Linked DNA regions of Homo sapiens: region 2 is linked to region 1. The links are chromatin contacts, found by Hi-C in ENCODE. All regions are on one chromosome and are shown on one strand. Each heading gives the region's core, a stretch centred on a gene start or an enhancer-like site at or near the end of the contact. The rest is flanking DNA. Distances are from core to core; before and after follow the strand shown.

Region 1 (2,858 bases), core at 343-2,842:
AAATAAGGAAATCAAGACCTCACAAAAAATCATGACAAAAATAAGAAATAAGAAAAGTGAATTTCTGGGAAAGGAGAGAGATAAGAATACAGGAATTTCTATGCTTATATTTCCAAATTAGCACAGGGCAACAGATTCTGATTTTAGAATAATCACCCACACATCATATAGTTCACGGGTACTATTTACAATAAGTAGGCGGGGTGCGGTGGCTCAGGCTTGTAATCCCAGCAGTTTGGGAGGCTGAGGCAGGTGGATCACCTGAGGTCAGGAGTTCCAGACAAGCCTGGCCAAAATGGCGAAACCCCGTCTCTGCTAAAAATACAAGTTAGCGTGGTAGCTTGCGCCTGTTGTCCCAGCTACTCGGGAGGCTGAGGAAGGAAAATTGCTTGAACCCGGGAGGCGGAGGTTGCAGTGAGCCGAGATCGTGCCACTGCACTCCAGCCTGGGCGACAGATCGAGAATTCATCTCAAAAAATAAAATAAAATATAAATAAATAAAATATAAAAAATAAAATAAATGTAAAATAATAACTAAAATTGTTTTAAGTAATGCTAGATCTGGGACCGAATTCAGCAGAAAAGGCGAGCGAATGAGATTTTGCTACACTGAAGTTTCTGAGTATCTACAAAAGTCTTAATTATGAACTAATTTTTTTCTTACATTTCAACGTACTCCAAAAATACGTCAGAGGCCTTAAAGAAAATTTTATTTGTTTTTGTATGCAGTGGGGGCAGGCGGTCTTAAAAAGTAAAGTATGTATGAAAGTAGAAGGAACTCATAGTGACATAAATGTTTTAAATTCTTTGGAGAAATGTGTTTGATAAGGCAACATTGTTATAAAAGTAGAGGTCTTTGTTTCTCAGTTGGAAATTGGTCAAAACTTTTAAAAGGCTTCTTGAAATAGAATTGTTTCTTAGGAAATCTCATTTCTATGCTAAGACCAAGTCAACATAGGGGGGAATTCGACGCGATCTGAGGCGTAAGTCAAAGCAGATCATGAACTCTTGCAGCAAACCTGACCTACAAGCTTGCCCCCGACCAGCATAGACCACGAGCTGCAAGGGGTCTGAGACAGTAAGGCCTGAAGTTCACCGAACTCAGTTTCAAATACCTGTGGTCCCCCCAAGAAGGGAGACACGCTCTTCCTCTCGGGTGCTACAACTGGCGCTGGGGAACGGTGATGCTGGACCGAAAAGACAAGCGCAGCCAGGCAGGCCACCGCGGCCAGCTTCAAGCTGACCCGGTATCCCCGCGGCCGGACCGCCGGTCTCAGAGGGAGACACAGAGCGGACGAGTCACCGAGACAACGCGGAAAAAACCGCCCCGCACGCCGGAGGATAACGAGAGCTGCCGGGCTGACGTTACCTCCACCCACTGGGCCGCGACGTCCCCATCGGCTGGGCGAATTTGCAGCCGGGCGTGCAGGCACTGCTGTAGGAGCGCCCGGGCCTGAGGAATCCGGCTACCCTCAGCCATGGCTTAAGCCAGCGCCGCGGCCGGACAGTTACTAGGCCATGTGTCGCTGGCCCCTCCCTCGACGCGCTGGCGGGGCAGACGAGGCGGGGCACGACGAAGGGCCTGCGCCGATTGCCCAGTGGCCCCGCCCTTAGGAGGGCGGGGCCTCGGACTGACTCTCGAATGTCCCGGATGTGCGGTCTTGGAGGCCGGCGTAGCGCTAAGCTTCTCGGCAGCACCTGCCCAACTCTGTAGAAGGCGCTCAGTGTATACTTTTATTAAACGATTGAAAAGACTCGTTAAATCTCTTTCCTACAAACCTTTTAAGAAACATTTTTCACCTCAGAAAGCTTAGGTTCCAACTGTTGAAAAATTTTAAATCTGCTTGATTTAAATTCATGTTATGCCCATATGAAAGTAAGTAAACAAATAATCGAATCATAAAGCAAGCGGAGATGGAACTAAAAGCTATATATACATCCTTCAAAATTTTCCTTATTCCAATCAATAAAAACAATGCTGCCTCCTCTATCGGGAATGCCATAAATTATTCTGATTCCACAGTTGTGAAAAGGTATTGGTATGCTATACGAATACACATTCTTTAGAAGATATCCTTGTTAAAAATGTTCTTATCCAAGAAAGTATGATTGTTAATAACTTAGCCCGCTACTAATACAAAAATAAAACAGCTTATTCTGATGCATATGACGTAAATTCTGTGATGCATTTTCTGGAAGTACATATTAGAATGTAAATAAAACTAAACAAGGGCTTGATTTTCTTTCCCATGTAACGTATTCCTTAAACATGCATCAGATTAGCATTTATTTGTCTATGGGCTTGGATGGTTTAGATGAGGAATAATAGTGTTACCCTGATTGCATTACCCAGGTCATTGATTTGGGCTCAGTTGACACAATGTGCCTATACATTCGGATCTGTTGTTTAAAAAGATGACATCACTGACAGTGTTGCTATCCATACAAAGTAGTGTGACTGAAGAAAATAGTCCATGCATAATCAACAGTCCTTTGTACACAAAATCGAAGCTGCTTGTTTGCTGGTTATCTTGCAGCCAGGTTTACACTTTTAGTAAAAACAGAAAGCAAAATCTCACATGATCTCTGATTGTTGCATTGCAGGGATTCCAACAGTTGTTGACATTTGTCTGCAAAGCACAGACAAGTTGAATTGCTTCATGTCTGCACCTTTATGTCATTATAACTACTGAGTCTCTTTTCTCTCCGGCTCTCAGATTCAGATTTTACAGGCCTGAAAGAAACTTTGACATACAAACCATTAGCTATGTCCCAGAATAAGAAAAGACTTTGGTGTCCATTTGTATGTGGCTGCAGGAAATAGGGAGGTCTATAGAGAATAGGTTATGTGGTTCGCA
Region 2 (3,008 bases), core at 217-2,716, 3.0 Mb after region 1:
CCCTAAAGAGTGAGACTAAACTGCAGCTACAAATAAATGGTGCAGGAAATCAAAGCAAACTATATTCAGAGTCTAAATCCAAAATATGCATTCTGGTTCTTAAATTCCAGGTTTGGAAAGAAATGCCAACAGTAATAAATAAATAAACTGCTTTGAAAGCATCTCAAATTCCTCAAAAGTGCTTAAACAAAAGACTCAGCTTTGAGTACAACCTTAAGCTATCTCAAAACAAATAAACACACTTGATAAGGCTTAGAATGAAATTACCTCAGTCACTCACTGGAATGCAACAATGCATTCGCAAAGTTATTCTGAAGTAAGCTACTCCAACTAAACCACACTGAAAAGGAGAGAACGTGGATAAACTAAACATGTTTTGTGAAATACCTGTTTTGTATTGGCCTGAGTTTTTTAAAAGTTACATCTCATTCATTATCAGTATTTAATCTGCAAGAATATCATCAAAGGATGTCAATATGGACAAGCAGAGACAAGAAACATCAGACTTTCAGGGAGCCTATCTTCACAACCCTGAGTTATTAACTGAAGTTCTCAAAGTTAGATGAGTTAAGATACAGACAACGTGCTTTGCACAAATGCTTTGCTTATAGTAACCACTCAATAGTCATTAACAAGAATTTATTAACTATCCACCAAAACACAGTTTCAAACCCTACCGACAACTAACCACAAATTGCACCACTTTTCGGGCCGACTTCTACGGACGGTGCACAGAAGCAATAAATACACTTTTAAAACTCCCCAACTTGAAGACCAAAAAGATACAATAACTTAAACTGCTTTCAAAAACTACTGGAGTGTCATGCCTACAAATTCAGAACCTGGCTTAAAAGCTAGTTAACTGACTAGAATTCTTGGTAGACCCAAAGCCAACTAAATCAGGAACACTTAAAGGTCAAAGGCGTCCAAGCCGGGAGCGATGTGCTCCACTGTTACATGATCCCCGCCTCCTACAGGAACAGGGGACTGAACCAAAGGCAGTTGCGGCCGAAGTGCAGGCGACACACAGGGTTACACATCACCTTCGGAGATTTCCTCCAGGAATCAAGACGCTTCCCCCTTGGGTCCAGCGACTCACAGGTGACCCCGGATCTCAAGAGTTCTCGTCTCCCCCACCCCCCACTTAACCCCGCGAGCGCCGCCCTCGGCCCCCAGACCTCCCCCTGCACCCCCGGCTTCCGCGCACAGGACCGGCGGGGCCGCCGCTCCAGCCTCCACCCCAGGCCCGGGGCCTGGGGAAATGCGGCCCCGCGGCCCGCGCCCCCAGCCCGGCCCCCGCGCGCGCGGCCGGGACAGGATACTGAACACCGTCCGCTCCCAGGGCTCCAGCATGTAGAGCGCCGTGACCAGCAGGTACTGGTAGTAGAACCAGGACATCTGCTTCCAGGCCCGCGCCAGCGCCATCCCCGCCATGCGCCTCCCGCGATGCAGCTCACACGTCAGTCTGTCCGGCCGGCCGCCCGCTCACGTCCTAAAGCCCCCGGCCGCCAGGCCCGCCCGCCCGCCACCCAGCGCCCATTGGCCCGCCCGGCCCCGCCGTCACCCGCGGCACGCCCAGACCCGCGCGCGCCCCGGCCGCCGGCCCCCAGCCCCGCCCGACCCGCGCTCATTGGCCAGGCCGCTACCTCGCGTCGCGTCGTCCCCTCCCGTTTCCCCGCCCGGGCATCGCCCACGCTAGCCGGAGAACGGTCCCCGCGAGAGCGCCCAGCCGCGCCCCACCCCGCCCGGGCCGGCCGGTGGTGGGCGGGGCGTCAGTGCCGGCCGGGGTCCCGGGGCCCCCGCAGCCCAGCGGGCGCTCGGTCCGTCCAGACTGGCCCAGAGCGCTTGCGGAAGAAATATTTCTGGAACACTTGTTATGCCTCAGGCATCCTTCTGAGAAGGAGGATTGCCAGGGAGAACCGGAATGCCTTCGGTTCCTTACCTTGTGCAGCTGGCGGCCTAGCTGGGAGACAAGCATTAATCAAGTCGTGATCCGTGTAAGAGGAGATAAGGGGCTGAGAGAGGGTGAGGAGGCGAACGCCACCTAATAAGGAGGTCTGGAAAGGCGTCCTTGTAGAAGGGATGCACATTCGGCCTCCTTCCTCCCTTCCCCCACCCATGCACACACACACACACACACACACACACACACACACACACACACACACCCCTAGACGGACATAACCCATGCACTCCCTAACCCAGAGACCACTTACCAAAAACATCTATCTGCCCACCTCTTAGTGGCTGTAGGTAACCACCAAGTGGGTCAAGGCCAGAAGCGCGCTGATCTAGTGGGTTCTGCAGAAGACAGGCAGCTTGAGATTGGTGTGAGGGCTGGTGATACTTCCCTAGAGATGCACTCCTGGATGCCCAGATTTTCCCACTGCCAGATGGGCCAGCAACATTGCACTGGCCACAAGGAGCTCCATGCACTGGTGTAGCATGTGAACTGCCACAATTAAATGGCCTGCTGTTTAAATGTTAAAAGTCTTCCAGGTTAAACATACTACTGCTTAAACTTTAAAAGTTTCATGGTTAATAACTATTCATTAAAAGTACCAAGTGCCGGCCAAGCGCCGTAGCTCATGCCTGTAATCCAAGCACTTTGGGAGGCTGAGGCTGGCGGATCACTTGAGTCCAGAAGGTCGAGACCAGCCTGAGCAACATGGTGAAACCCCGTCTCTACCAAAAAAAATAAGTAAATACATAACAAAAAGTTAGCCAGGGGTGGTGGCGTGCACCTGTAGTCCCAGCTACTCAGGAGGTTGAGGCGGGAGGATTGCTCGAGCACGGGAGGTCGAGGTTGCAGTGAGCCAGGATGGTGCCACTGCACTCCATCTTAGGTGGCAGAGCAAAAGAAAGGAAAGAAAGGAGACAGAGAAAGAGAGGAGAAAACAGAAGAGAAGAGAAGAAAAGAAAGAAAACAGTAAGTAATATCAAGTGCCAGACATTGGGATAGCAAGCCAGATAGACTGAGACCTGCCTTCATAAAGTACCCAGTCTGC

Evidence for each region. A loop is a pair of places that touch in the nucleus more often than their neighbours do. Pooled maps may share reads with other maps.
Region 2: a pooled map shows a loop between it and region 1 (14-fold over the local background). The contact joins the promoter of SPTSSA here to the promoter of DTD2 in region 1. A Hi-C loop is called at or near these places in 12 of 50 pooled maps.

The regions. Positions count from the first base shown.
Region 1 is chr14:31,455,914-31,458,771 of GRCh38, forward strand. DTD2 (D-aminoacyl-tRNA deacylase 2) reads right to left here and starts at 1,593. Exons shown (of 3, transcript NM_080664.3): 1 at 1,370-1,593. The coding sequence starts at 1,480. RefSeq lists enhancers at 612-1,197, 1,198-1,783, 1,228-1,437, 1,578-1,757.
Region 2 is chr14:34,460,774-34,463,781 of GRCh38, forward strand. It overlaps SPTSSA (serine palmitoyltransferase small subunit A), which reads right to left and starts at 1,467. Exons shown (of 2, transcript NM_138288.4): 1 at 1,323-1,467. The coding sequence starts at 1,434. RefSeq lists enhancers at 680-789, 1,330-2,280 and silencers at 1,190-1,359, 1,480-1,989.